2 separate regions of the Homo sapiens genome follow, and region 2 is linked to region 1. Evidence: chromatin loops called from intact Hi-C (ENCODE). Cell type or tissue: heart right ventricle. All regions are shown on one strand. Each heading gives the region's core, and the rest is flanking DNA. Links, peaks and the distances in the headings are about the cores only. Region 1 overlaps CDK19 (cyclin dependent kinase 19). Region 2 overlaps RPF2 (ribosome production factor 2 homolog).

Region 1 (15,579 bases), core at 3,969-11,968:
TGAGCACCAGGGCCACCTGACTGTTGGGGTAGAGCTGCAGACTTTCCCCACTGAGCCCAGCACTGCAACTATGCCTCTGCTGAAAGAAATTTACCACTAGTGGAAAGATCTGGGACTCAAAGCCTGCTGTCGCAATGATTTTGTCCCACGGGATGTTCCTTTGATATGGTGCACTTCCCCTTCCCCTAGGAGTAGGAGTCCCTGAGAGCCAGATTACTGTGAATGCTGTTGCTCCTGTGGGTCTAGCTGCCCAGTGGGGCTGCCACACTCCAGGCTGGTGCTGCAGAATGTCTGCAAAGAATCCAGTGATGTGACCTGTCCTCAAGTCTTTCAGCAGTGGGTACCAGCACCAAGTCTGATGAGGGTGGCCGGGGAGTGACGCAGACTCCGAGATTCCTTAGATATAGATAGCCTTAGTATGTTGGCTTTCTCAAATGCTGATTGTAATAGTAATGAACCTGTCATGTGGGCAGATTCAGGACCTCCTGGTTAGGCAGAGTGGTACAGGCAGTGGTGATGCACAAGTTTTTTCCTTCCTGGCCACAATGTCAATGTTATTCTACCTGGAGATGCTTTAATGGACTGTGTTGATTGGCCTCTAGCCAGGAAGTGACGCTTGCAAGAGAGCACCACCTGTGGTAGTAGTGGTGGGATTTTTACTTGCCTTGTGTTACCCAGGGGAGGTACTCTGATTTTTCAGGTGATGGGTGGGGCCGAAAAGCTCCCAGAAGTTTTTGTCTTTTGTGTTAAGCTACCAGGGTGGGTGGAGGGGCAAAGCCAGGTGGGGGCTCAGTCAGGTAGGTCTGTGCTCTGATTCCCTGCATGCAAGGAAAGCAGCGGCCTCTGTGGGAGTCAGGAGGTGGTTCTCTGGCCTCTGGGGTAATGTTCCAGAGAGGAACATAGCTGCCTCTGCTGCACAGAAGAGTTCATGCAGGGAGTGGGGAGTAGTATGCGGCAGTAAGCCCCACCCAGTTCCCATGCACTTGGCAAGGCAGATCTGACACCCACCGTATTCTGCTAGCAGCAATGAGCTAAGTTCAGGCTGTGTATGCTCAGAACTCAAAACTGCCCCAGGGTATAAGCCTTACCTGGAGATAGCAACTGCCCCTCCCAGTCTGCTGGCAAAGCCAGGGCACCCAGCTCCTGCACTCATGGCTGCAGCACACTTCCCACTCGTCGCCTAGTTCTGGCCAAGGGGGTTTGTCCCCACTTGAGGTTACATTGTGAAATTCAGTTGAGGGCTTCTTTCAACCTGCAGCCACTGCCTGAGTTAGCTGGCTGACTTCCACGAGGTCCCCTGTGAGGTAGAATGGCTTCCCTCAGTCTGCATTGGAGAATGCATGCAAGGCTCTTCCCACTGCTGCTCCTACCTTTCTATTCCTCACCACTCCCTAAATCAGCTCCTGTGCTGGGTGGGGTTAAGGCCCTTCTCTGTGGCCTGGATTTCCAGGTTCCCTGGTGGGGATGTATATCTTGGAGGCAGTCTTTCCCCTTCTCACACTCAGGAGACTTACAGTTTTTTGCCTGGTTCACGGTGTAGGCTGCAGCCTGACACTTCTTTCAAAGGGTCTGTGGATTTTTTCAGGTTTCCTAAGTTCCTGCGTTGCTTCTTGGAAAAAAGTTCCCAGAGTGAGTCTCTACACACTATTTTGTCTTTCCTAGTGGGAGAGGCATGCTAACACTGCCTCCAATCTGCCATCTTGGGAAAAAAAACTTCCCTGCATTTTATATATATATATATAGTTTTTTGTTTTTTTGGACATGGAGTCTTGCTCTGTTGCCCAGGCTGGAGTACAGTGGCACGACTCCGGCTCCCAGGTTCAGGTGATTCATGCCTGGCTAATTTTTTTATTTTTAGTAGAGATGAGGTTTCGCCATGTTAGCCAGGCTGGTCTCAGACTCCTGACCTCAAGTGATCTGCCCACCTTGGCCTCCCAAAGTGCTGGGATTACAGGCATGAGCCACCATGCCCGGCCTTCCCTGTGTATTTTATTTAAAAGAACCTTTCCCCGTTGTGGGTGTTTGTTTGAAGTGTATCGAAGTATGTGACCAGAACTTACACTGGAGAACATTTCAAAGAGGAGAGTGTATGTGAGATTTGACCCCTCCCTGCAAAAAATATGTACATAATTTATTTTCAAGCAGCTTTGAATAGACAGTAAATATCAAAGCTTAGAAATTCAAGGAAAGCTTACTTTCAGATTAATGTTGTCCTTAGGTGCACTGCAAAACACAAAATTATCGAAAGTTATGGTGTTACTTATTCTTCATTATTATAATTTAGTGATTTCTAGATTCTTTTTCTAGTCATTGTTTAACATTTACATAAAAGCCACACATGTAATAATATAGCTCTTTTAAAAAATTAAAGTTATCACTCTTAGTGGAAATACCATTTTTAGGATTTATTGATTAAAATTAGTAAATGCTTAGTATAAAAGAAATCATTTACTTCATTGTGGAAGCTCATCCCCCTCTGTGTTTTCTCATAACACGTACCCAGTTTTCTTAGCAGAGTGGGAAGGAAGTGGCATTTTTGTTTAATGGAAACAATACAGTAACTATTTCCTGGACTGTATTTGGGTCAGATCATTTAGCTGCTTTCCTTATTACTACTGTTAAAATTCCTGTGAGGTCTTCAGGAACTACAAATGGATAATTTGTCTGAGCCTTGACTTCACTGTGTTTATCTTCTCTAGAAGCATAGTGATCTAAAATACATTGAATCATTGGTACTGGTAATTTAGCCATTAATAATTAAAACCCTTGGCTGTAATTTGTTAAAGTTAGTACCATTTCTTGTGTCTGGGGTGGGGTGTCTGACCACTGATAATGCCCAATGTCCTGAAAAGTGGAACTTTCAACATGTGTTAGGTAAGTTCCATCAGAAAGCTGACCTCCTCCTCTCCCTTCAGATCCTCAGCCAGTGCCATCTGGGAGGTAGAGAAAGGTATGAATTCTAGGGGGCTTTACCTGATAGCTTGTTTAGTAAAAGCAGAAAATGCAAACTATATATTTTATTTTTAATTAATTAATTTTAAATGTAGATATGAGGTCTCACCCATGTTTCCCAGGCTGGTCTTGAATGCCTGGGCTCAAGCAATCCTCCTGCCTTGGCCTCCCAAAGTGCTGGGATTACAGGCACGAGCCACCGCACCTGGCCGAAACTATGTATTTTAGAAGTGTAAGTTATAAAGATATGGGTTAGGTATAAAACCAAATAGCCCAAGTTTGCACTGACATAAAACTAAGGTTTACTATGGCCACATAGGATAAAATTACACTTTATTATGCTTAATTAATCAAATGTCAATTTCAGATTATTTTTCAAACCTATGATTATTTCCTTGAGAAATCTAATTTTTTTGAATATTTTTGTAGGTGCTTGATAATGGCAGTTTTGAAAATAATATTTTCTCAATATGGAATAAATTTCATTTAACCAACGTGTTTGAAAACCAGTTCATGTACTGTTACTTTCATTTACTCATCTAAAATTTGTTGAGTCTCTACTTTGTTAGGTCCTGTGCTAGATGATTTTATTAATATTCATATGGAAAGATAAGAGATACACCCTATCATGTAGTGATGGAAATCTGCCATAGCAAATTTAGAATAAAGTAGGGATTTTATCTGATGTTTGCACCCAGAAGATGAATAGTTAAGGAGTTCTTTTAGCGTCTGTGTATTCATGATATAATGAAAATAACTGCCAGCACTCATTTCTGCTGATTAATGCTCAAATTCTCAATTTCCTCTTCTTTCCAATAAGGCACACTTCCTAAGGAGCATCTTTTCTGACTTTCGTGACTAGGTTAGGTTTCCTACATATGCACTCTGTATTTTTCCTTAATAGCCTCACCATAACTGTAATTTAAAAATTGTCCATTTTGTCTCCTCTTCAGTTCCTTTTAGGCTGTAAAGTCCCCAAGGCTCTCAGTGCCTCAAATATGCTTGGCACTCAAATGTTTTCTAATGGTAGATTTTTAGACTTTTTTTTCCCATTGCTATCTGCTGGGTATTTTCCATCATGCTTCTGCCTCATTCCCATGTCCCAGGGCAAGGCTTCATGGGACGTAATGGGCAGAATTCTGTGCAGTGACGACTTAGAAGCCAATTCATGATGATTGCATATGGAGCATCCTGAAGGTAAAGGCCATACATACGCCAATTATGATACTCCCTTTTGCAGGGGAAAGCCCACTTGTCCTTAACTTGATCTTAGTCACCTGCCATATTTTTGGTTAAAATCTTTACAGTATAGTTTTAGCTTGAGCCTCAGGTCCTCCAAAATAAATTATTTACAGGAAAAATAGTTTTAGCCTTTGGGGTGAATAGCTTTGAATGGTCTATTTAGGAGTTTTAACTTTGAAGCCATCTAAAATTTCGAAGTAGGAGAGTTAACAATTTATCAGACTTTTTATCTTAGGAAGATATTCTGATGTCAATACATAGAGTATATTAGAAGAGATAGGAGATGGATTATCACTTAGCCAACATTTGTTGAAAATCTACATGTGTTTGGCTTGTGCAAGACAATGGAAATGTATAGATGGAAGACACAGTCCCTGCATCTTACAATCAGTTAGGGGGAGACAATTATACTATGTCATAACTTTATTTAATTAGCAGTGTGTTAAGGGTAATTCAGTATGGATGGGAACATAGAAGAGACACTTCAGAAGAAGAGTTTCAGGGAAGGCCTCTTAGAAGAAGTGATAAATGAGTTCTTTCTAAAAAGTAAGTAGGCATTTATCAGGCAAAGAAGATAGGAAATATGTTTCTGTACCTTTCTAGGCAGAGAGAAGAGCACCTGTGTATATACTAGTTAAGGGTTTATTTTAATTATTAAGGTGAGAATTAATGAATGATATTTAAGAAGCAGAGTATGTAGCACTTGGTGAGTGAACACTGGTTATAAGGTTTTCTTTTCTTTTTTTTTGAGACAGAGTTTCGCTGTGTCGCCCAGGCTGGAATGCAGTGGCACAATCTTGGCTCACTGCAACCTCTGCCTCCTAGGTTCAAGAGATTCTCCTGCCTCAGCCTCTTGGGTAGCTGGGACTACAGGCACAAGCCACCATGCCTGGTAATTTTTGTATTTTTAGTAGAGATGGGGTTTCGCCATGTTGGCCAGCCTGGTCTCTAACTCCTGACCTCAGGTGATCCACCTGCCTCAGCCTCCCAAAGTGCTGGGATTACAGGTGTGAGCCACTGTGCCTGGCTGATGATAAGGTTTTCAGCCTGCCTTGATGATTGGGAAATGTTGGCATCATTGCAGGTATAGTAAACACACTAGGAGGTAAAGTTGGGCAAGTGATACTCAGTTTTGGATCTGTGGATTTTGAGTTACAGTGGGATATTCTCTTGGTTGTATTGTATGATGCATCTTGGGAAATTGATGTCAGTTTAGGAGTGACATTAGGGCTAGAGATTGAGATTTGGGATTCTCCATAGAAGGAGCAGCTAAAGCTCAGGTCCATGGGTAAGATGTTAAGAAAAACTGTGGAATGGAGAAGGACAAGAAAACTAGGGACAGAATTTGGAGAATAAGTCGATACTTTTTTCTTTTAAGCCAGAATCTAAATAAGGAATTTTAGGTTAGTTTCACCCACGTCCCCCACCCCTTATTCCCCACCCCCCACCCCACCATTCTATTTCAAGGAGAGAAAAGGATAAATAAGAAGGACATAAACATTTGTTAGTAGTTGATTATCGAAATCCCAAGGGACTGAAAGACTGCCTAGGGTCTTATAGCAATGCAAAATCAACAACAACAACAAAAATAAATAAAGAAGACTACATAGAGTCAAATGCAAATTTCATTTTGTTTAACTGTCAAGGTAGGAAGGTTTTTGACAAGGAGGGTTGCAAGCAAAAGTTTACTTAATGAATCAGTAAATGAGTTAGAATACCCCTCAGAATTCCAGGTAATTAAGATTTTACTTTGTAAACTCTTTGTTTTAGTTTGTATCTGTTTCATTTTTCATATTTAAATTGTGTATATTCAGAGTGCCCTTGATTTATAAGAAGTATATCCAATTTTCTCATGGGATATGTTAATAAAAGATTAAGGCTGGGCATGGTGGCTCATGCCTGTATTCTCGGCACTTTGGGAGGCTGAGGCAGGTGGATCACCTGAGGTCAGGAATTTGAGACTAGCCTGGCCAAGGTGAAACCCCATCTCCACTAAAAAAAAAAAAAATACAAAAAATGAGCTAGACATGGTGGCATGTGTCTGTGATCCCAGCTACTCGGGAGGCTGAGGCAGGAGAATCACTTCAACCCGGGAAGTGGAGGTTGCAGTGAGCTGAGATCACGCCACTGTACTCCAGCCTGGCAACAGAGTGAGACTCTGTCTCCAAAAAAAAAAAAAAAAAAGATTAAATACTTATACTAAAAAAGAATAGGTATGCTCTCATAGTCAAGGAGATGTGAATTTCTTATTTATCGCAAAGCTTACTTGGTTTCAGATATCTCTCTTAGACCAAGTACATGCAGAATTTAAAAGTCAGAGAGAAAATGAAACCAGATTGTTGAAAAATGGGAAAGGAAATAACTTTCATATAGCCATTTTATTATTATAGAAACTACTAAGTGGGTGTTTCATGGACTTTGGCAAGGAAATGCTGTGGCATTTTCCAACTCAGCCTCACTCTCTAAGTATCTCTGATGTCAAAGCTAACCGGAGTGGTTAGCATTGAAATTTTCACTTAAGTACAACAATGACAACAGCCACTGTTTATCAAGAACAATGCCAGGCATTCTACCTGGATTATCCGATTTACTCTTCATAACATTCTTGCAAATAGTGGTGGTTAAAAATGATAATAAAAGCTATAATTTGTCAAATGCTTAATTCGTTCCAAGCATCGTGCTATGTACTTTTTTTTTTTTTTTTTTTTTTTGGAGACAGTCTTGCTCTGTTGCCCAGGCTGGAGTGCAGTGGCACCATCTTGACTCACTGCAACCTCCGCCTCCTGGGTTCAAGTGATTCTCCTGCCTCAGCCTCCCGAGTAGCTGGGACTACAGGCGCCCACCACCATGCCTGGCTAATTTTTGTATTTTTAGTAGAGATTGGGTTTCACCATATTGGCCAGGCTGGTCTCGAACTCCTGACCTCAGGTGATCCACCTGCCTTGGCCTCCCAGAGTGCCAGGATTAGAGGTGTGAGCCACCGTGCCTGGCCCACTGTGCTGTGTATTTAATCTATTTATATTAATTTATTCTTTGTGGAAACTGTTTATGTTTGTAAGTAGACATCTTATTCTTCTATGAGATTCAGAAGAGTTAAGCAACTTGCCTTATGTCTTAACTGCTGCTAGTAAGACAGGATTCAAACTCAGCCTCTGATTCTAAAACCTATATTTTTTGCATTTTACTTACTGCCTCACTGTCATTTCAACTGGGTGGCAAAGGGGAACATTGACCTCCCTGGAGCTTATGACTGGTAACCAGGAAGTGTCACTGAAGTAAAATGAAGCAGAAGATTTAGGGCCACCTTGAACCAGAGCTGTGTTAGTCTGTACAGACCCCTTTTCAGAGTATGAGTGCCACCTGCTGGAAGGTTATGATGAATCTCATGTGTTTATAAAGAGCAGCTTCCAAAAGGCCTGTCGTAGGTGTGAAAGTGTCAACTTTCAAATACTAATTCTTAATTTACAGTTTTAGGAGTATTGGAACATTTTGGAATTAGGCAAATCTCCTATTTGCCATAAAACACCCTACTTCATTTACCTTCAGTTCTTTGGGAAGGGGAAAGAGGTGTTAAGACATTTTAAAAAATGATACTCAGTGCTTTCTAAAATAAAGTCGGTGATACTGTTCTCACTGAGGGGAAAGATTGATGGTCAAATGAATCACACTGTTACTTAAAAGAGATCAAAAAAGAATAGAAAATTGGATTTACTTTGAGATAAGTGAGTAATTGAAGTATAAGAGGATCTTTCCATTCAGAATGCCCTTGAAAAAGGAGTCAGGGACCCATGAGGGCATCATAGACTTGGAGAACAGAAAGTGAAAAGGGAAGAAAGATGTATACATAAAAATACGAATGGATTCTGGAATTTTTAGTCTAGTACAGACTCTCTAAATTGAGTCAGGATCTAGAGAAAGTTTAGAATTCTAACTGTAGATTATTTTACATTTAGGACAGTGAAAAGTGGACACTTTAAAAATAGCTACTTACATGCTTTGAAAGGAGCTCAGATAAAATATTGGCATGTTCATTGAACATTCTTCATTAGGCTCCAGTGGGATCATGTTACTATGCTGTGAGTATCTGGCATGGAAGATGTTATCATATAATATGAGACACAGGAAAATAATGGTCTACTTAATTGCTGTTTAAGTATGATTACACGTATTTGTAGTTGTATGATGTCATGTTGAACAAACATTTGTTAGACAAGAGATTAAAGTCCGTTGGTAAAATCTGATTTTGCCAAGAGATGGGGAAAGTACAAGTATGGCCATCTCCTTTCACTGTGTCCCTTCTCAGATAACCATGTAAAAAGAAGCTGAGATAGTATGATAGTGTCTTATTTTGGTAGGTGGATTTCTGGAAAGTTCTGTCTTCTGGTGTGTGTATGTATTTGTTTTTAAATTATAAGAGTAATGCTCATTGAAGAAAACTTGTAAAATAGAAAAAATAGAAATATAAATTATGCATAATCTCACACCCAGAAATAACTATTGTTAATGTTTTGGCATATTTCTGTTTGTTTTTTGTTTTTTTGAGACAGAGTCTCACTCTGGTGCCCAGGCTGAAGTGCAGTGGTGCGATCTTGGCTCACTGCAACCTCTGTCTCCCGGGTTCAAGCGATTGTCCTGCCTTAGTCTCTCGAGTAGCTGGGACTACAGGCATGCGGTACCACGCTCGGCTGATTTTTGTATTTTTAGTAGAGACGGGGTTTCATCGTGTTGGCCAGGCCAGTCGTGAACTCCTGATCTCAAGACATCAAGTGATCTGCCTGCTTCGGCCTCCCAGACTGCTGGCATTACAGGTGTGAGCCACCACGCCCAGCCCATTTTCTGTTATTTATATCTCTTTATATTTTATTTTATTTTATTTATTTATTTATTTTGAGACAGAGTCTCACTCTGTTGCCCAGGCTGGAGTGCAGTGGGACGATCTCTGCTCACTGCAACTTCTGCTTCCCAGGTTCAAGTGATTCTCCTGCCTCAGCCTCCTGAGTAGCTGGGATTACAGGCATATACCACCACACGTGGCTAATTTTTGTATTTTTAGTAGGGACGGGGTTTTGCCATGTTGTCCAGGCTGGCCTCGAACTCCTGGCTTCAAGTGATCTGTCCACCTCGGCCTCCCAAAGTGCTGGGATAACAGGTGTGAGCCACTGCACCCAGCCTGTGGTCCTTTTACATTATATCACAACGTTATAGTCTTTCCTCGAGTAATTAAAATATTTTAGTATATATATTTGAGGCTACAATATGTGGCTATTTACCATAATTTACTTATCAGTTTTCTTATTATTGAACATTTAGGTTGTTTACTGTTGTTGTTCATTTGTTTCTTTCAGTAAACAACAGTAGGAAAGTTAACTTCTTTGTTTTTTTCAGTAAACAGAGGTAGTGAATACACTCTTGTGTGATGTTTATCTAGAGCCTAGCATTTTCTTAGTAAACTGGCCTTGGACATAACTACTAATAAGGTTAATATCTGCTTCACTTGTGTTCCCCTGTGTCCCCTGTTCCTTTGTGTTATTTTCTTTAGGATTTTGTAGCACTTATTGTGCTCACAGCCCTTTCAGGAAATACCCTCATAGCACTCCTTTGCTCTTCGAATTATACACCAGGTTAAAGATCCCATCCTGAGATATTCAGAGCTGTGTTGCTGCTCTTTACCTCAAGCCAGCACTCTTATTCTTCTGGTAGAGTAGGTGCTAATTTAAAGAAGTCTTCCTTTTTAAGCCTAAAGTAAATGGAGCTTGTGGAGGCTTAGCGTCCCTGGAATAATTATTTTAGATATTGTCTATTCAATTTGTTGAAAACAAAATCATTTAAAACACCTTTTGAAAAAGAATAACTTATGAAAGGGTAGCAAAGTTTTATTAGGTTACAGGCCATTACTGGTTATTTTGTGAGTAAGAACCGGTTGAGTAGATTTAATTTATTTGACAAATATTTATTGAATGCTTATTATGTGCTAGGTACCATTTTATGCATTGGAGATATAAAGTCAACAAATACCTTTGCCTTCATGGAGCTTATATGTTAGTGGAGAGAGACAGACAATAAATAACATATAAACAGTTTCATGTCCATTTAATAGCTTCATGTCAGACAATAAACAGCTTCTTGTCAGTTTAAGTGACATATTTCTGTACAATGAGTATTAAATGATTGTTTTCAAAAAAGGTAAAATTATGACTGTTATACAGGTATAAGATGAACACATTTTAATGATTTTATTTAACTTTCTTTTTTTAAAAAAATTTTTTATGTTTTTAGAGACAGTTTTGCTCTTGTTGCTCAGGCTGGAGTGCAATGGTGTGATCTTGGCTCACTGCAACCTCCGCCTCCCAGGTTCAAGGGATTCTCCTGCCTCGGCCTCCTGAGTAGCTAGGATTATAGGCACCCACCACCACGCCTGGCTAATTTTTGTATTTTAGTAGAGATGGTGTTTCACCATGTTGGCCAGTCTGGTCTCAAACTCCTGACCTCAGGTGATCTGCCCTCTTTGGCCTCCCCAAGTGCTGGGATTACAGGCATGAGCCACTGTACCTGGACTTTTTTTTTTTTTTAGAGACAGGGTCTCACTCTGTCACCCAGGCTGGAGGGCAGTGGTACGATCATAACTCACTGCAGCCTTGAACTCGTGGGCTCAAGCAGTCCTCGTACCTCAGCCTCCCTAGTAGCTGGGACTACAGGCCTGCACCACCATGCCTGGATAATTTAATTTAATTTATTTTTTTGTAGAGATAGGGCTCTTGCTGTGTGACCAGACTAGTCTCAAACTCCTGGCCTTGAGTGGTCCTCCTGCCTTGGCCTCCCAAAGTGCTGGAATTACAAGTGTGAGCCACTACATCCAGCTTATTTAACTTTTTGAATGAAGGAACCAAGCTGGTATTATAGCCCATTCAAAGGAGAAACTTTAAAACAGGTACGTGTACAGATCAGGAATATTGAAATGGATATGCAAATTGAGGCAAAACCAGCTTCTTCCACTATTGGGGAGGGAAGTCAGTGAACCTCTACCGGACAGCACATAATTTGTATGCTTATAGTTGAGAATTATTCTGCATCGTTATCAGTTATGTGTAATGTACAGAGTTGTAAAATAGCTTCTCTAGAATCAGAATCAGGTAACTGAAAGGATGTGCCCCTAACAATGCATTTTTTTCTATTGAATTACAAATAATTTTTCTACCTGAGTTACTAGAAAGCTTTTGATTTTCTACAGTTTCTTTAGAATTGTAGATAAGGGATATAGAGTTATGGTATGTTTGAAAGTGTTAGTACTTGCAGAAAGATAAAGTGCAGAATGGTGGTTGCGATTTTAAATAGAAAGGCTAGGGAAGACTCACTGAGGAGGAGATATTTGGGAAAAGAGTTAAAGTAGATGAGGTTTTTGCCTGAATAACTGCAATGATGGAGTTGCTATTAACTGAGGCGAGGGAAGAGCAGTGGGAATAGAGGTACTGGAGGTACTGGAATAGAGGGTAGTGGAGGTAGAGAGCGCAACCTCAGTTTTGGCTTTTAGACATTCAAATGGAGCTCTTGAGGCAGCTGGATACACATAGCTGGTGTTCAGGGGAGATGGGTGGACTAGAGGTAAACATTTGGGAGTTAATGCATATGGGTGACATTTAAAGCCCGCAGACTAGATGAGATCACTTAAAGAGCTCTTTCAATGTGTCAGGCATTGTGCTAGTCCCTAGGAATATAGAAATAAATTTTAAAATGTCTTTCTGGGCTAGTGTGGTGGCTCACACCTGGAATCCTAACATGTTGGGAGGCCGAGGCAGGAGGATCACTTGAAGCCAGAAGCTCAAGACTAGCCTGGACAACAAAGTGATACCCCATTTCTACAAAAAAATAAAAAAATCAGCTGGGCATGGTGGCTCACAGCTGTAGTCTCAGCTACTGAAGCTAAGGCAGGAGGATGGCTTGAGCCCAGGAGTTTGAGGCTGCAGTGAGCTATGATCGTGCCACTGTACTCCAGCCTAGGAGACAAAGTGAGATCTTGTCTCAAAATAAATAAGTTAGTAAGTAAAAATTGTATTTGTCTTCAAGAACCTTATGGTCTAATGCAGGAGGAGGGCAGGGGAGAGATGCAAACAGTTAAAACATTGAAAGATACTCTAATATAATTCAGTGAGGCCAAATCTGAGAGTCATAAAACATGTACAGAAGGTAATCAAAGGGTGGTACCTTTTCTAACAGCTGGCTTCTCCACTGACCCATTTACCCTACCATGTTGCCAGTGATACTAGAGAACCTCAATGGTGACACTTCTTCTTCTTCTTCCTTTTTTTTTTTTTTTTTTTATGTTGAGATGGGGTCTCTCTCTGCTTCCCAGGCTGGAGTGCAGTGGCGCGATCTCGGCTCACTGCAAGCTCCGCCTCCCAGGTTCATGCCATTCTCCTGCCTCAGCCTCTGGAGTAGCTGGGACTACAGGTGCCCACCACCACGCCCAGCTAATTTTTTTTTGTATTTTTAATAGAGACGGGGTTTCACCATGTTAGCCAGAATGGTCTCGATCTCCTGACCTCGTGATCCACCCGCCTTGGCCTCCCAAAGTGCTGGGATTACAGGCATGAGCCACCGCGCCCTGCCAATGGTGACACTTCTGCATGGCTTACAAGGCTCCTTTTATATGGTCTTTGCCTCATCTCTTGCTTTGATTCCTTAGACCTGTTCATAGTGACAGATGATCAGTTAAGGATTTTTGAAATATCACTCCTGGCTGCAGAGTGAAAGGTGAATTAGAAGAAGTAACAAAATAGATATAGGTAACATTAGTTTGCTATTTCTTTGCCTCAGTCGGCCTTCATGTTGATATTTAGTGACTTATAGAAACCCATAGGGTAGAAAAAGCATAAGAGGTACACAGAAATAGAAAGTGCATATTGACGCTCTAGAAAATGCAAATTTGGGGATTAGGGAAGAATTTCTAGTAAATGCATGTAGTTATAAACTTTACACTCTTCCCTCTTACACAGGCAGACTTTAGAGATATTGCAAGTTTGGTTCCAGACCACTGCAGTAAAGCAAATATTGTAATAAAGCAAGTCACTCAAAGTTTTTGGTTTCCCAGTGAAGTCATATTTATTATACTATAGTTTACAGTATAAATATACACTGCTATAAGTGTCCAGTAGCATTATGTATAAAAATGTATATATCTTAATTAAAAAATACATTATTGCTAAAAGGTGCTAATGATTATCTAAGCCTTCAGTGAGTCATAATCTTTTTGCTGGTGGATGGTCTTGCCTCAGTATTGATGGCTGCTAACTGATTAGAGTGGTGGTTACTGAAGGCTGGGGTGGCAATTTCTTAAAGTAAGACAATAATACAGTTTGCTGCATCAATGAACTCTTCCTTTCTTGAAAGATTTCTCTGTAACATGCAATGCTATTTGATAGCATTTTACCCATATTAGAACTTCTTTCAAAATTTGAGTCAGTCCTCTCAAACCCTGCCACTACTTTACCAACTAAGTTTATGTAATATTCCAAATTATTTGTTGTTACTTCAGTGGTGTTTACAGCATCTTCACCAGGAGTAGATTCCATCTTAGGAAATCACTTTCTTTGCCCATCCATAAGAAGCAACTCCTTATCCAAACCTGTTTGATCATGAGATGGCAGAAATTCAGTTAATCCTCAAGCTCTACTTCTAATTGTTGTTCTCTTGTTATTGCTACCACATCTCATTTACTTCCTCCACTGATACCTTGAACTCCTCAAAATTATCCATGAGGGTTGGAATCAACTTTTTCCACATTCCTGTTAATGTTGATGCCTTGACCTCCTTGAAGGAATCATGAATGTTTTTAATGGCATCTAGAATGGTGAATCCTCTCTACAAGGTTTTCAATTTACTTTGCCCAGATCCATCCGAGAAATCACAATCTATGGCAGCTATAGCTTCATGAAATGTATTTGTTAAAGAATAAGACTTGGAAGTCAAAATGACTTCTTGATTCACGGGCTGCAGAATGGATGTTGTGTTAGCAAACAGGAAAGCAGCATTAATCTCCTTGTACATCTCAATCAGAGCTTTTGGGTGACCAGGTGCATTGTTAATGAGCAGTAATCTTTTGAAAGGAATCTTTTTTCTAGGTAGTCAGTCCGAATAGTGGGCTTAAAATGTTCGGTAAGCCATGCTGTCAACAGATGCACTGTCATCTAGGCTTTGTTGTTACATTTATGGAGCACAGGTAGAGTAGATTTAGCATAATTCTTTTTTTTTTTTTTTTTTTTTTGAGATGGAGTCTCATTCTTGTTGCCCAGGCTGGAGTGCAATGGCACGATCTTGGCTCACCACAACTTCCGCCTCCCAGGTTCAAGTGATTCTCCTGCCTCAGCCTCCTGAGTAGCTGGGATTACAGGCATGCGCCACCACACCCGGCTAGTTTTGTATTTTTCGTAGAGGCAGGATTTCTCCATGTTGGTCAGGCTGGTCTCGAACTCCCGACCTCAGGTGATTCACCTGCCTCGGCCTCTCAAAGTGCTGGGATTACAGGCGTGAGCCACTGTACCCGGCCATTTAGCATAATTCTTAAGGGTCCTAGGATTTTCAGAATGGTAAATGAGCATTGGCTTCAACTTCAAATCACCAGTTGCGTTAAACCCTAGTAAGATAGTCAGCCTGTCCTTTGAAGCTTTGAAACCAGGCGTTGACTTCTCTCTAGCTATGAAAGTCCTACACGGAATCTGTTTCCAATAGAATTCTCTTTTGTCTACATTGAACATCTGTTGTTTAGTGTAGCCATCTTCATCAATGATCTTAGCTAGATCTTTTGGATAACTTGCTGTATCACCTTGCACTTTTATGTTATAGAGGTGACTTCTCTCCTTAAGCCTCATGAACCAACCTCTGTTAGCTTCAGCCTTTTCTTCTGCAGCTTCCCCACCTCTCTCAGCCTTCACACATTGAAGAGAATTAGGGCCTTGTTCTGGATTAGGCTTTGTCTTTTTTTTTTTTTTTTGAGACAGAGTCTCGCTGTGTCGCCCGGGCTGGAGTACATTGGCATAATCTCAGCTCACTGCAACCTCTGCCTCCTGGGTTCAAGTGATTCTCCTGCCTCAGCCTCTCGAGTAGCTAGCATTACAGGTACCTGCCACTACGCCCAGCTAATTTTTTCTATTTTTAGTAGAGACGGGGTTTCACCATGTTGGTCGGGCTGGTCTTGAACTCCTGACCTCGTGATCCACCTACTTTGGCCTCCCAAAGTGCTGGGATTATAGGCGTGAGCCACCTCGCCCAGCCAGCTTTGTCTTAAGGTAATGTTGCAGCTAGTTTAATCTTCTATCCAGATCACTAAAACTTTCTCCCTATCCACAATAAGGCTGTTTTGCTTTCTTATCTTTGTGTGTTCAACAGAGTAGA
Region 2 (15,579 bases), core at 3,666-11,665, 320 kb before region 1:
TAGTCTTCTATAATCTTCTGTTACATCGAAATCATCGCCAGCAAATATCAGCATGGGTTTTGTTCCCTCAGGACATTTACTGTTCTAAAAAAAAAAAAAAAAAGCAATTATATAATTACCAAAGTCTAAACTGTTTATATATTGATTTTGTTTTTTATTTTTATTTATTTTTTTTGAGATGGAGTCTCACTCTGTCATCCAGGCTGGAGTGCAGTGGCACAATCTCAGCTCACTGCAACCTCCACCTCCCGGGTTCAAGCAATTCTCCTGCCTCAACCTCCTAAGTAGCTGGGACTACAGGTGCACACCACCATGCCTGGCTAGTTTTTTTGTATTTTTCTTACAGACTGGGTTTCATCATGCTGGTTAGGCTGGTCTCAAACTCCTGACCTCAAATGATCCGCCTGCCTCAGCCTCCCAAAGTGCTGGGATTACAGGTGAGAGCCACTGTGCCTGGCCTATACTGATTTTAAAGTAGTCAATACTTTACACTAATTTATTTTCACATTTTATTAACTGTTCCAAAATGATGTCTGTGAATACTGATATTAGAGGCAAAAACAGAGGTGGGTTTTTTTTTCTTTTTAAAGAGACAGGGTCTCGCTGTGTTGCCTAGGCTGGACTCAAACTCTTGGGCTCAAGGCATCCTGCAAGTAGCTGGGACTACAGGTGCAGGCCTGGCTAAGATGACATTTTTAAGCTTCTAGACTTCTATACTAAAAAAAAAATTATTTGTTCCATTCATTTACATTACCAAATAAAAGATGGCAAAAGAATGATGTAAAGGGCTTTTTTAACATTAGTCTACGCAAAGAATAAAATTAAAAGTTACTCTTGCAAAAGGAAAACAAAACAAAACAAAACATAACACAACACAACCAACCAAGCAACCAAAATAGACTTCTGATGGCCAGCAACCCTGAATCAAAATAAATTTAAGGCCAGGTGTGACGGCTCATGCCTATAATCCCAGCACTTTGGGAGGCCAAAGCAGGAAGACAGCTTGAGGCCAGGAGTGAGTTCAAGACCAGCCTGGGCAACACAGTGAGACCTCATCTCTACAAAAAACCTTTTTTTTTTGAGACGGACTTTCACTCTTGCTGCCCAGGCTGGAGTGCAATGGCGCTATCTCGGCTCACCGCAACCTCCACCTCTCAAGTAGCTGGGACTACAGGCATGTGCCACCACGCCTGGCTAATTTTGTATTTTTAGTAGAGATGGGGTTTCTCCATGTTGGTCAGGCCGGTCTCGAACTCCCGACCTCAGGTGATCTGCCCGCCTTGGCCTCCCAAAGTGGTGGGATTACAGGCATGAGCCACTGCAACTGGCCAAAAAAAACTTTTAAAAATTAGCTGGGCATGCTGGTGAGTGCCTATGGTCCCAGCCACTCGGAACGTGAGGTAGGAGGATCGCTTGAGCCTAGAAGGTGGAGGCTGCAGTGAGCCATGATCGTGCCACTGTACTCCAGCCTGGGTGACAGAGTAAGACCTTGTCTCATGAATAAATAAGTTTAATTATAATTTATTTGTACCACTGTGCCTTTCCCACTATACCCTATAAAAAGTATTTTAAAATGAAGGCTATGGGCTGGGCACAGTGGTTCACGCCTATAATCCCACCACTTTCAGAGGCAGAGACGGGGCTGATCACTTGAGGTCAGGAGTTCAAGACCAGCCTGGCCAACATGGTGAAACCCTGTTTCTACTAAAAATAGAAAAAATTAGCTGGGCGTGGTGGTACACGCCTGTAGTCCCAGCTACTCCAGAGGCTAAGGTAGGATAATCGTTTGAACCCAAGAGACAGAGGTTGTAGTGAGCCGAGATTGCACCACTGCACTCTAGCTTGGGTGAGAGCGAGATGCCATCTCAATAAAAAAAAAATGAAGGCTATAGGCTAGGTGTGGTGGCTTACACTTGTAATCCCAGCACTTTAGGAGGCCAAGAAGGGCAGATCGCTTGAGCCCAGGAGTTTGAGACCAGCCTGGGAGACACGGTCTCTACAAAAAAATACAAAACAGGCTGGGCACGGTGACTCACCCTTATAATCCCAGCACTTTCGGAGGCTGAGGCAGGCGCATCACTTGAGGTCAGGAGTTTGAGACCAGCCTGGACAACATGGTAAAACCCTGTCTCTACTAAAAAACACAAAAATTAGCCAGGTGCAGTGTGCCTGTAGTCCCAGCTAGTCGGGGCTGAGACAGGAAAATTGCTTGAACCCAGGAGGTGGAGGTTGCAGTGAGCTGAGATAGCGCCACAGCACTCCAGCCTGGGCGACAGAGACTCCGTCTCAAGAAAACAATAACAAACAAACCAAATACAAAACAATTAGCCAGGTGTGGTGGTGCACATCTATGGTCCCAGCTACTTGGGAGGCTGGGGTGGAAGGATCACTTGAGCCCAGGGAAGTCCAGGCTGCCATGAGCCGTGCTCTTGCCACTACACTCCAGCCTGGGATACAGAGTAAGACCCTCAAAACAATAAATAAATAAAAATAAAATGAAGGCTAAATTAAACTACCAGCTGGACATTCACATGAGAAGTAATATAATTTTACATAAGCTATAGAAAGTATAGACCAATTCTCATCAGCAATGTTGAAACTCTTACTATAAAAAGTATTTTCACCAGTTGTAGATTTTCTACACCAAATAGAATGTGATGTGATTAAAAAGAGGATTTAGAAGCCACCAAAGAGGAAAAAATGAAATAGTAAAAATTCTTTAACTGGATGAGTAATTTATGGAGGAAGGTGAATGACTGTTGGTCTGAGCTTCCTATAAATTCTCTGTTCTGACCAAAAATCAAGAACTATCCAAAATCCAGCAACAAAAGAAAACAAAAAAAACAGTACAAAAACCAAACACCCTCTGCCCTAGGACCAGAGGTCACCTGTTGCTTTGCTGCTCACCATGACCACTCTTGTTGACATTCTCTACTTCCAAACCCGGAACCTTAACGGTCTATACTTAGGAGATGGAGATGTGCCTAACATCTGTCTGTCTGATACAGAAGCTGAAAGGACGTTCCAGATCTAACAAGTCTTCCATGCTTCAACCACGCCAGTCTGACCCTAGGACTATAGGGTCTATTTAGGTGTACAGAAGGGAACAAAAAGCACAGCATCATCAACAACAACTTTTGGTTTTCAAACCATCCTGACCACAATGCATAGTAATAAAAAAAAAAAAATTTGAAGTTGTCACCCAGTATACACATCATACAAAGACAAATAAAAGTTATGTGAAACAATATTTGGCCGGGCGTGGTGGCTCACACCTGTAATCCCAGCACTTTGGGAGGCTGAGGTGGGTAGATCACTTGAGGTGAGGAGTCCGAGACCAACCTGGCCAACGTGGTGAAACCCTGTCTCTACTAAAACTACAGAAATTAGCCAGGCGTGGTGGCTCAACCAGCTACTTGGGAGGCTGAGGCAAGAGAATTGCTTGAACTTTGGGGTGGAGGTTGCAGTAGAATTGCTTGAACCTTGGGGTGGAGGTTGCAGTGAGCTGAGATAGCACCACTGCACTCCAGTCTGGGCAACAAAGCAAGACCCTGTCTCCAAAAAAAAAAAAACCCCAATACTTAATACATACAGCACTGATATTTTTTACTCTATTCCATTTTTTAAAAATACTAGTCACGGCCGGGCACAGTGGCTCACGCCTCTAATCCTAGCACTCTGGGAGGCCGAGGTGGGTGGATCACAAGGTCAGGAGTTTGAGACTAGCCTGGCCAACATAGTGAAACTCTGTCTCTACTAAAAATACAAAAAATTAGCTGCATATGGTGGTGTGTGCCTGTAATCCCAGCTACTTGGGAGGCTAAGGCAGGAGAATCGCGTGAACCCAGGAGGCGGAGGTTGCAGTGAGCCGAGATCACGCCACTGCACTCCAGCCTGGGCGACAGTGTGAGACTCCATCTAAAAATAAAAATAAAAATAAAAATAAAATGCTAGTCACATGCACATGATGAAGACCCTGAACTAGGCAGGAGTCTACAATAGATGAGCTGGCTGGGCATGGTGGCTCACATCTATAATCCCAGCACTTTGGGAGGCCAAGGTGGGTGGATCACCTGAGGTCAGGAGTTTGAGACTAGCCTGACTAACATGATGAAACTCCGTCTCTACTAAAAATACAAAAATTAGCTGGGTGTGGTGGCGCACACCTGTAATCCCAGCTACTCGGAAGGCTGAGGCAGGAGAATCTCCTGAACCCGGGAGGCAGAGGTTGCAGTGAGCCGAGATCACGCCATTGCACTCCAGTCTGGGCAACAAGAACAAAACTCCGTCGGTGGGGGAGACATGAGGCCTCACTCTGTTACCCAGGCTAGATTGCAGTGTAGCAATCATAGCTTACAGCAACTTAAACTCCTGGGCTCAAGCAATCCTCTCACCTCAGCCTCTCAAGTAGATGGGACTACAGGCACATGCCACCAAGCAAGGCTAATTTAAAAAAAAATTTTGTAGAGACGGGGTCTCACTATGTTGTCCAGGCTAGTCTTACTTCATTGAATATAATCATCCTTTGACGTATGGCCATCTTGAGGAAACAGGCTCCTAGAATACTCACTCAATTTCCTGGTAGAGTCTAATATTAAATATTCTCAATGAGCTTGTTTAAAGAGTTAAATATTCTCATTGTCTCTACTAAAAATACAAAAAAATTAGCTGGGCATGGTGGTAGGCACCTGTAATCCCAACCACTTGGGAGGCTGAGGCAGGAGAATTGCTTGAACCAGGTAGGCGCATGTTGCAGTGAGACGAAATCACGCCACTGCACTCCAGCCTGGGTGACGGAGCAAGACTCTGTCTGGTGAGGGTGGAGGAGAAGGACAAGTTAACGGAGGAATGAGGGTTGGCAACAAAAGTAGGTAGGTGAGGTAAGAAATATCTAGCACAACGTCTTAAAGACAAGGGAGAAGTAAAGGGAAAATAAGGGAAAGTGTACCAAAACAAATTAAAAATATAAACCTGTAACCAAATAATGGGGTATTGGTGACACTGGTGTTAGAAAATTAAAAAGAAAAAAAAAGGGGGGGGGGTAAAAAATGAAAGACTAGGGCTGGATACGGTGGCTCATGCCTATAATCCCAGCACTCTGGGAGGCTGAGGCGGGTGGATCACCTGAGGTCGGGGTTCAAGACTAGCCTGGCCAACATGGTGAAACCCCATCTCTACTAAAAATACAAAAATTAGCCGAGTGTGGGCGCCTGTAATCCCGGCTACTCGGGAGGCTGAGGCAGGAGAATTGCTTGAATCCGGGAGGCAGAGGTTGTAGTGAGCCGAGATCATGCCACTGTACTCCTGCCTAGGCGACAAGAGCAAAACTCCCTCTCAAAAAAAAAAAAGACTGCCTAATAAGTCTGAGTACATGTAGGAATTGCCAATGTAAGCACATTCTCAATTAATAAAATTTATAGTTATATATGCACTCCATGAGTGAAAATGTAGTGTTCAATTTAAATGGTTCTTGTTAAGAATGAGACCTGGGCTGGGTGCAGTGGTTCATGCCTGTAATTCCAGTGGTTGGGGAGGCCAAGGCGGGAGGATCGCTTGAACTCAGGAGTTTGAGACTAGCCAGGGCAATATAGTGAGACCCCATTTCTTAAAAAAAAATGTGGCTGGGCATGGTGGCACACACCTGCAGTCCTAGCTACTCAGGAGACTGAGGCAGGATAGCCTGAGCCCAGGAATTCAAGGCTGCAGTGAGCGGTGATCCCACCACTGTACTCCAACCTGGGCAACAGAGTGAGACCTTGTCTCTAAAAAACAAAAAAAGAAATGAGACCTGACAAACAATAATGGTTTTGTGGTCCAGTTTACTTTTTTATTTTTATTTTTTTAGACAAAGTCTTGCTGTGTCACCCAGGCTGGAGTGCAGTGGCATGATCTCAGCTCACTGCAACCTCCACCTCCTGGGTTCAAGAGATTCTCATGCTTCAGCCTCCCAGGTAGCTGGGATTACAGGCGTGCACCACCATGCCTGGCTAATTTTTGTATTTTTAGTAGAGATGGGGCTTCACCATGTTGGCCAGGTTGGTCTCAAACTCCTGAGCTCAGGTGATCTGCCTTCCTTGGCCTCCCAAGCTACTGGGATTACAGGCGTGAGCCAGCACGCCTAGCCGGTTTACTTTATACATATATGAGACAATGTCTCACTACGTTGCCCAGGCTTGTCTCAAATTCCTGGCTTCAAGCAATCCTCCCGCCAGGGCCTCCCAAAGTGATGGGCTTACAGGCATGAGAGCCTGGACTGTGGTCTAGTTTAGAAGCTGCACAATGACTGAAGTATTTCATTGCTTTGGAAGTGAAATGGAAAGAGTAGAGGGACTGGAAGGTGCTCATCAGCCAGTGCTCCCTCCCACTAAGCTGGTGATAAGCTAGTGGCAGTGGTAAAGGTGAAATGGGGTTATGCTGGTCATCTCCAGAGATTCGTGCATGGTCCCAAAGAGACACTATAATAATGACAGCTGGGTACCCCAGCACTTTGGGAGGCTGAGGAGGAGGATCTCCTGAGCCCAGGAGTTTGAGACCAGTCTGGGCAACACTGTGAGAGCTTGTCTTTACAAAAAAAAAATTAGCCAGGTGAGGTGGCACACACCTATAGTCCCAGTTACCTGGGAGGCTGAGGTGGGAGGATTGCTTGAGCCCAGGAGGTCAAGGCTGCAGTGAGCTGAGATCGCGCCACTGCGCCCCAGCCTGGGTGACAGAGCAAGACCCTGTCTCGAAAGAAAAAAAAAAACAGAAAGAAAAATAATATGAGGGCTTCCACCATAATCAAGCATCACAGTTTATGTACTTTACAAAATACGTTACAAAATATTATCTTTACTGATAAGCATTTTCACATATATTATCTCATTTGATGTTGTTATACTTATTTTACATGTGATTGCAACTGAAGGTCAAGGAAGCCATTGACTTGTCAGGTCACAAATGTCATCTAAATAGCCAAGACAGGCCTCAAATCCAAGTGTTCTGCCTCTAAATCTAATTTCAGACCACTGTTCCACCTGTACCTGAGGAAACTGGGGTGACTGACTAAATAGGGATCTGGTAAGAACCTTTTTTTCCAAACTCACGGGATAAAGTTGCTTAGTACAGGAATTCTACCAAACCTGGAAAGCATGTCCTCCTCTTAAAGTCAGGAAAAGAGTAATTATACATTTTTGCTACAATACTTCCAACTAGACCATGAGCCTCAAAAACCCATAAACTGAGAGCAGTTATATAACCTTCTATTACCAACAACATCACTTCTCTCAAAGCCCTAGAGTCCTAATCTTGGTTATACTGACCATATGTGTGATTCTAGTTCACCAATGAAACCCCTATGGGCCTTCAATCTCCCAATCTATACAAAAAAGAAAATTACTTAGGCCTTACCCAGATTGCTATGAGGTCTAGGTGAAATAATGTATTTGATAAGATAGATTAAGCCTGAAGCAGAGTTCTGAGGGAACAGAAGCCCAATTTGTACCCAGGAGCTGAGTTAGAACACTCTTCCTGCCTTTCTAAGAGTATTTTTACTACCATTTACTACTTTCTATTTCATAATATCATTAAAACAAAGATGCAACTCCCCAAGGGTGAACTGACCTGCCATTTGGTGGTTAGTAACCAACATACTATAGAATCAGCCAGAGCTTCCTGGGTTCAATTTGAAAATTCTACAGGTTTTTCTAAGGTTCCATAAAATAGGTGCTGTGATAATTCAGAGGAAGAGGACAGTATTTAAACTATAGACCTACAGGTGCTTTGGCTCACACCATGGTCAGGAATTTGAGACCAGCCTAGGCAACATGGGAAACATGACAAAACCCTGTCTCTACAATAAAAATACAAAACAATTAGCTGGGCGTGCTGGCATGTGCCTGTAGTCCCAGCTACTTGGGGGTTGAGGTAGGAGAATTGCTTGAGCCCAGGAGGTCAAGGCTGAAGTAAGCCATGTTCATGCCACTGCTCTCCAGCCTGGGTGACAGAGTGAGACCCTGTCTCAAAAAAATAAAACAAAATAATAAAAAATAAATTCAAACTATGAAAAAAGCAAAAAATAAAAACAAAAAATAAAAAAACTATGGCCTAGACAAGAATTAGTAACCACAGTCTGAAGTCTAACAGCCACAAAGTCCACATATGTTGCTATTCACTACAAATATATTCCTCTTTTTAAAAGAAAGGTAAAATAAAATTGTATTTTTATCCTGGAGCATGTCAAAATAAAAACACAAAGTTCTTGATCTACAAAACTCTATCAGTACTCTTCACCACAAGATGTCACTACTGGTCAAGAGAAGCATTACAAAATACTTTTCATTTCTATGAGTATCTTACCTTAATGTCTTTTAGAGAGACAAAATTCTCAATACCTAATTCAATCATATCCAGCACATGGTAGTCATACATACGACCTGGAAGGAAAATGTATTTTTAAGCATGTATTTTTCCCAAAGAGCCACCTTACATATACCCACAAGAGCTGTGTATTCAAAATGTCCTAATATCTGCCTCTTTTTTCTCCCTATACCCCCGCAAACATATCCCACTTTCTTACATTTTCAACTCTACTTATTGATTTTTATGATATTAGTCATGGAAAGGATCTCAGATATTACTTAGCCCAACTCCTTTATTTTATAGAAGAATAAATGACAGCCTACAGAAGGTAAAGGGCTTGCCTAAGCCAGTGAGCATGCCAGGCTCAATCTCAATACACTGAGGTAAAGGTTCTTTTTCAAATCTATTTATTCAATAGATATTAGAGAAGGATTAATTTATGTGGGTCGATACATTTTTTTTTCTAATATTGATTTAGTACATATATATATTTCATATGAAAAAAATATCTACAACTTAGGATAATTTTCCCCCCCAATTCCAATGGATCCATGCTATTTGGGAGCTCAGAGACACTCAATGCAAGTATAAAGTAATTGTGCTGCATCTACAACTAAGTAGGCAGGGATGCTGAGAGCCCGAAGAGACCACGCTTCCCATTTAAACCAGAATTTGATTCCGACAGAGACAGAAGGAAAAGGCATTCTAAGAAACATGAATTACCAGGGAATCTTTTCATATTCTTTCTTACTTGTGGCACTTCACTGTATTGGTAGGGTCATATTTATATGCCCCATTCTTTACTTGCTGACCGACATAAATTTTTTTTTTTTTTTTTTTGAGATGAAGACTTGCTCTGTTACCCAGGCTGGAGTGCAATAGCATGATCTCGGCTCACTGCAACCTCTGCCTCCCTGGTTCAAACAATTCTCCTGTCTTAGCCTCCTGTGTAACTAGGATTACAGGTGTGTAATCTATTTCTTGGGAGCCTGCCTCTCCTTGGCACTGGCTGCAACCAATTATTATTTTAGAGAGACAGTTAAACAGCTGCCTGACTGTCACCTGATGGTCGCCTGACATTCCTGGTTGGGGTCGGGTGAGTGGGCAGCCTCTCCTGTCCTGTGCGTGTCTGCCTATCTACTGTAACAAGCTCTGTGACTCAGATTAACTGATGGTATTGAGGAATCAGGAGTAATCAATAAGCTGTAAACTAGTTTGGTGGGGTTTTTTGGTTTTGTTTTCACCTTGTGACATTGAATAAAAAATTTTTAGATCAGGCCGGGCACAGTGGCTCACGCCTGTAATTCCAGCCCTTTGGGAGGCCAAGGTGGGTGGATCAGCAGTAATCAGCAGCTAGTAATCAGCTGCTTCCCAATAAGATCTCAGGAGTTGGGTGGGTGGGCTCAAGCATGCACACTAGGAGGCAAAATGGCTGACTTCAACTGGTATATGAACTTGCTCTATGCTTCAAATGAGCATACGTACAACTCCAATAAACACACCGTGCATGTGGCCCCTCCCAGTGCTGGCAGGCCACTGCACAGGCAGACAGCTCATCCCAAGGAAAAATCAAGGTAGGAGGCTAGGCATGCTGGCTCACGCCTGTAATCCCAGCACTTCAGGAGGCCAAGGCGGGTGGATCACTTGAGGTCAGGAGTTCAAGACCAGCCTGGCCAACATGGTGAAACCCCGTCTCTACTAAAATTACAAAAATTAGCTGGGTGTGGTGGTGGGCACTTGTAGTCCCAGCTACTCGGGAGGCTGAGGCAGGAGAATTGCTTGAACTCGGGAGGCGGAGGTTGTAGTGAGCCGAGATTGGGCCATTGCACTCCAGTCTGGGTGATGGAGCAGACCAAGACTCCGTCTCAGGAAAAAAAAAAAAAAAGAAGAAAAGAAAAATCAAGGGAGAAGAGACACCAACCCCCCTGAAGCATACCAACACATATAAAGCCCCCAAGTCAAAGGTCAAACAGCACACATGAATCTCTCAAGTTGCCTGCTTGGCGCTCAAAGCGTACTTCACTTCCTTTTACTTCCTTTGTTCCTGCTCTATAACTTTTTTTTTCCTTGAGACAAGGTCTCACTCTGTCACCCAGGCTGGAGTACAGTGGCGCCATCTTGGCTCACTGCTACCTCCATGCCTCAGCCTCCTGAGTAGCTGGACTACAGGCACGCGCCACTACACCTGGCTAATTTTTGTATTTTTAGTAGAGATGGGGTTTCACCATGTTGGCCAGGCTGGTCTCGAACTCCTGGCCTCAAATGATCCACCCACCTCGCCACCCAAAGTGCTGGGATTACAGGCATGAACCACCATGCCAGGCCCCTGCTCTAAAACTTTTTAATAAACTTTCACTCCTGTTCAAATACTTCCCTCAGTCTCTTACTCTGCCTATGCCTCTTGGATGAATTATTTCCTCTGAAGAGGCAAGAACCAAGTTGCTGCAGACCCGTATGAATTCGCTGCTGCTAACAAATTGACTCTATCAGTGAAAACATTAAAAAGTAAATTATACTTACCTATTACTAGATTATTTGGCCGCTTCTTATTATGGGAGCCAAACATGAATAAAGAACAATCTGACTTCTTTGAAAAGAATTCCTATAAAACCAAATAAATCCCATTTAGTCCATGCATAAATTTAAGAACTTTAAGAATCTTACCTTTAAAAATCTTACCTTCAGGCCAGGCACGGTGGCTCACACCTGTAATCCCAGCACTTGGGACGCCGAGGCGAGTTGATTACTTGAGATCAGGAGTTTGAGACCAGCCTGGCCAACAAGGTAAGACCGTATCTCTACTAAAAATACAAAAGACAGCCAGGTGTGAAGGCACACGCCTGTAATCCCAGCTACCTTAGTGGCTGAGGCACGAGAATCGCTTGAACCCAGAAGGCAGAGGTTGCAGTGAGCTGAGAATGCGACACTGCACTCCAACCTGGGGAACAGAGTAAGACTCTGTCTAAAAAAAACAAAACAAAACGAAACAAAAAACTCTAACAGTTTTTTTCTTCCAGTGGAAGTTAATGAAGACTTAATGAACCAGAAAGAAAAATACAGAGGAAAGGTATTTCCAGCTTTTTACTTCAAGTTTCCTGATTTGGGGTACTTAGGGAAAAGATGTGCATTTCAAGACTAAGAATACATGAAAACTATTCAGTTAATAAATAAAATGAAACCATTTATTTTGTTATGCTGTCATTTTGGAATAGCACACCAAGTGTTTCATTTGCTGAACAAATTCCTTTTACTCGCAGGATATCACTACTATCATTGCATACATTCAAAACACACGAGGCCCAGTAAGGTGGCTCATGCCAGTAATCCCAGCACTGTGGGAGGCTGAGGCAGACGGATCACCTGAGGTCACCTGATGTCAGGAGTTTGAGACCAGCCTGGCCAACATGGTGACACCCTGTCTCTACTAAAAATAAAAAAATTAGCCAGGCATGGTAGTGCATGCCTGTAATCCCAGCTACTCAGGAGGCTTAGACAGGAGAATTCCTTGAACTTGGGAGGCGGAGGTTGCAGTGAGCCAAGATCACACCATTGCACTCCAGCCTGGGCAACAAAAGCATTGCATACCAGTCTGGGCAACAAGACCACTGCACTCCAGTTTGGACAATAAGAGCAAGACTATCTTAAAAAAAAAAAAAAAAACTTATCTGGCTGGGTGCAGTGGCTCACGTCTGTAATCCCAACACTTTGGAAGGCTGAGGTAGGTGGATGGCTTAAGATCAGGAGTTTGAAACCAGCCTGAGCAACATAGTGAAACCCTGTCTCTAAGAAAAATACAAAAAATTAGCTGGGTATGGTGATGAGCATCTATAGTCCCACCTACTTGGGAGGCTGAGGTGGGAGGAAGGATCGCTTGAGACCAGGAGATCAAGGCTACATGCAGTGAGCCGTGATGGCATCACTGCACTCCAGCCTGGGTGACAGAGTGACACCATCTTGGAAAAAAGAAAGAGAGAGATCTTATCCATTTGGTTCTCAGAAGTACAGACTTCCATTACAGATTTCAGAGTACTAAAAAAATCTAGGTGTGGGGTTCTAATCCTAGACAGCTCTTTTTACATTATGCCTGTAGTCTCCACATCCCGCATGCTTTGATTCAGTTTACTGAGATCACCACTTTTAGCACGAAAATTAGAATCAACATGTTTTAGTCCAGAAATCAATTGGAAAGCCTCTTAACTTAATATTAAAGAAAAAAACAGATGAAAGAGTCATAACCCTCCATTTTTCTTTACTCCTTACAAGACTCTCCAAGGTATGGGCCCCTAGTTTGGTTATCATTCATTCTAGCCTCTAAACAGAAGCATAAATGGCAAACAACTACCCACCTGGCCTGTCCACAACCAGAGTGGGGGATGCAGAGTCAGAAAGTCCAAGAATTCAGGCTCTGCCACTAAATATCTGGACAAATAATCTTTTCTGAGAATTAACTTTATCAATAGGGATAATACCACCTCCTGCAAAAACTTGCAAAGGCCACATGCGATGTCATATGTGAACACACCTTGTACAAAGTTGTACAATGTCCTGAACAAAGTGGGTGTCCAAAAAATATTTTCTATGGCCAGGTGTGGTGGCTCTTGCCTGTCACCCCAGCACTTTGGGAGGCTGAGGTGGGTGCATTGCATGAGCTTAGAAGTTGGAGACCAGCCCAGGCAACGTGGCAAAATCCCGTCTCTAGTAAAAATACAAAAAAAATCCGGGTATGGTGGTATACACCTGTGGTCCCAGCTACTCAGGAGACTGAGGTGGGAGGATCGCTTGAACCCGGGAGGTGGAGGTTGCAGTGAGCTGAGATGGCGCCATAGCACTCAAGCCTGGGTGACAGAGTGAGACCCTGTCTCAATTAAAATATATATATTTATTTTGTATGTCTAAATCAATGGAATTACTTTCTTAAAATTTTAAAAACATTTTCATGGTATGACTAACATCTCAAAGCTTTCCATAAAACACCCCTCATATATACTTGAGTGTTTTATATACATACATACTCGTGTGTGTGTGTGTGTGTGTGTGTGTGTGTGTGTGTATATATACTCATCCCATTCTCCACAAAGTCTGCTTTTTATTTCTTAAAATTCTAGAACGGGGTAGTCAAATTACCTGCAAAAAGCCATATAATAAGTATTTTAGGCTCATTCTTTTGTTTTGTTTTTAGCCAACTCTTCTTTTTTTTGTGAGACAAGGTCTCACTCTGTTGCCCAGGCTAAAAGTGCTGTGGTGCAATCATGGCTCACTATAACCTCAAACTCCTGCACTCAGCTGATCCTCCACCCTCAGTCTCCCAGATAGTTAGCACTTGGGCTCCCACCACCATTTCCTGCCAATTTTTAAATTTTCTTTAAGAGATGGGATCTCAATATGTTGCCTAGGCTGGTCTAGAAATCCTGGCCCCACGCAATCCTCCCACTTCATCCTACCAAAACAACGGGATTAGAGGTATGAACCACGGTGCCCAGCCTAACCAACTCTTTTTTTTTTTTTTATTGAGATGGAGTTTCACTCTTGTTGCCCAGGCTGGAGTGCAATGCCACAATCTTGGCTCACCGCAACCTCCACCTCCCGGGTTCAAGTGATTCTCCTGCCTCACCTCCCGAGTAGCTGGAATTATAGGCATGTGCCACCACGCCTGGCTAATTTTGTATTTTTAATAGAGACAGGGTTTATCCATGTTGGTCAGGCTGGTCTCGAACTCCTGACCTTAGGTGATCCACACGCCTTGGCCTCCCAGAGCGCTGGGATTACAGGCATGAGCCACCATGCCCAGCCTAACCAACTCTTTAAAAATGTAAAAACCATTCTTAGCTCATGAGCCTCACACAAAGAGGGATTTGATCTGCAAGCAGTATATTTTTGCCAACCCCTCTCTAAAGCAGCAAAACTCATTTATCCAAGATTGTAGTAAAAAAAATGTGTGGAGAGGGTCAGGAGGAGAAAATTGACCACTATTTCCAACACAACCACTCCTTCCATAGCCATTTTGAGCTCCGTAGGTCTGGGATTCAGATAGCTAATAAATATATACTATAACTGGAGGTGGGAGATCAAATAGAGGGAATGTCACAACCTCAAGTGTAAGAAAAGCTGTTGTCAGCTTTTATCAACACTAGACTAAAAAAGCTCAAATGCTACAGCTTTCACTATGTAACACTGCCACAAAGTGGTCATGCAACTAAAAGCATTATGGTATCACAAAAACAAAACCAGGCCTTGATTAAGTACTATATGAAAGAGAATTCTGAGATAAATCTTATATTTTTACTTTCATGATCTCTTCAACAAATGACTGTAAAAAACCTGAGACAAATAAAAGTAATTTGAAAAAAACTGAGTAAAATGCATTTTATCAATACTATCTTAATTTTCACTGCAGTTAGTTACAATAAGATTATTTGATTTTAATCTAATTTATCATTGAGATTAATTTCTTTCTTTTAAATTCACTAACTAAAAGAAAAAAAAACATTAAAAAGGTCAAGTGAACTTAAGAAAAAAAACAACAACAAATAATGGGTTCCTGGTTGGGTGTGACGGCTTACACCCATAATCCCAGTACTTTAGGAGGCCAAGGCAGGCAGATCATTTGAGCTCAGGAGTTTAAAACCAGATTGGGCAACATGGCAAAGCCCTATCTCTACAAAAATTAGCCAGGCATCGTGTCGTGCACCTGCAGTCCCTGCTTCTGACATGGGAGAATGGCTTGAGTCTGGGAGGTGGAGACTGCAGTGAGCAGAGATCATTCCAATGCACTCCAGCCTAGGCAACAGAGCCAGACCCTATTTCAAAATAAACAATGGGTTCCTATCAAGAAAACATAATCATATTAAGTTTTTTTATTTTTATTTTTTAAATAGAGACAGGGTCTCGCTACGTTTTCCAAGCTGGTCTCGAACTCCTAGGCTCAAGCGATCCTCCTGCCTTGGCCTCCCAAAGTGCTGGGATTACAGGCGTGAGCTACTGTGTCTGGCCCCTGATGATTTTCTTAAGGAAGAAACCAATATCATCACATACTGAAAGTCCATTCATCATTCTCCATTTACTATAAACAATCTTTGATTTCACTAACCAGTTTTTTCATTTAGTTTTGGTTGACTATACACTCAAATAAGAATCTGATTAACTCTAGGAAAGCAACTGACATCTGTTAGCAATAATTCAGGTAGTGTTCCTTGTTTTAAAAGTATCCAATTGTGTGTGATGGTGTACACCTGTAGTCCCATC

Evidence for each region. A loop is a pair of places that touch in the nucleus more often than their neighbours do. Peaks named below come from ENCODE experiments on the same cell type or tissue, not always from the same donor. Only the 100,000 strongest peaks of a DNase experiment are listed, where the experiment ranks them.
Region 2: it touches region 1 in a loop (6-fold over the local background); 29 of 110 quality-filtered maps call a loop at or near these places.

What each region holds. Positions count from the first base shown.
Region 1 is chr6:110,674,501-110,690,079 of GRCh38, reverse strand. The region is part of intron 2 of CDK19 (cyclin dependent kinase 19); the gene reads left to right. Among named protein-coding and RNA genes, the nearest start is that of CDK19, 130 kb to the left of the region's middle. In heart right ventricle, for the core only: a CTCF peak has its summit at 7,559 (motif pointing left); a DNase peak (open chromatin) is centred at 7,519; H3K27ac peaks cover 1,586 bases.
Region 2 is chr6:110,992,543-111,008,121 of GRCh38, reverse strand. RPF2 (ribosome production factor 2 homolog) reads right to left here. Exons shown (of 10, transcript NM_032194.3): 5 at 10,858-10,939; 6 at 8,335-8,411; 7 at 1-84. Among named protein-coding and RNA genes, the nearest start is that of RPF2, 18 kb to the right of the region's middle. In heart right ventricle, for the core only: a CTCF peak has its summit at 8,246 (motif pointing right); no DNase peak of the experiment used is centred there.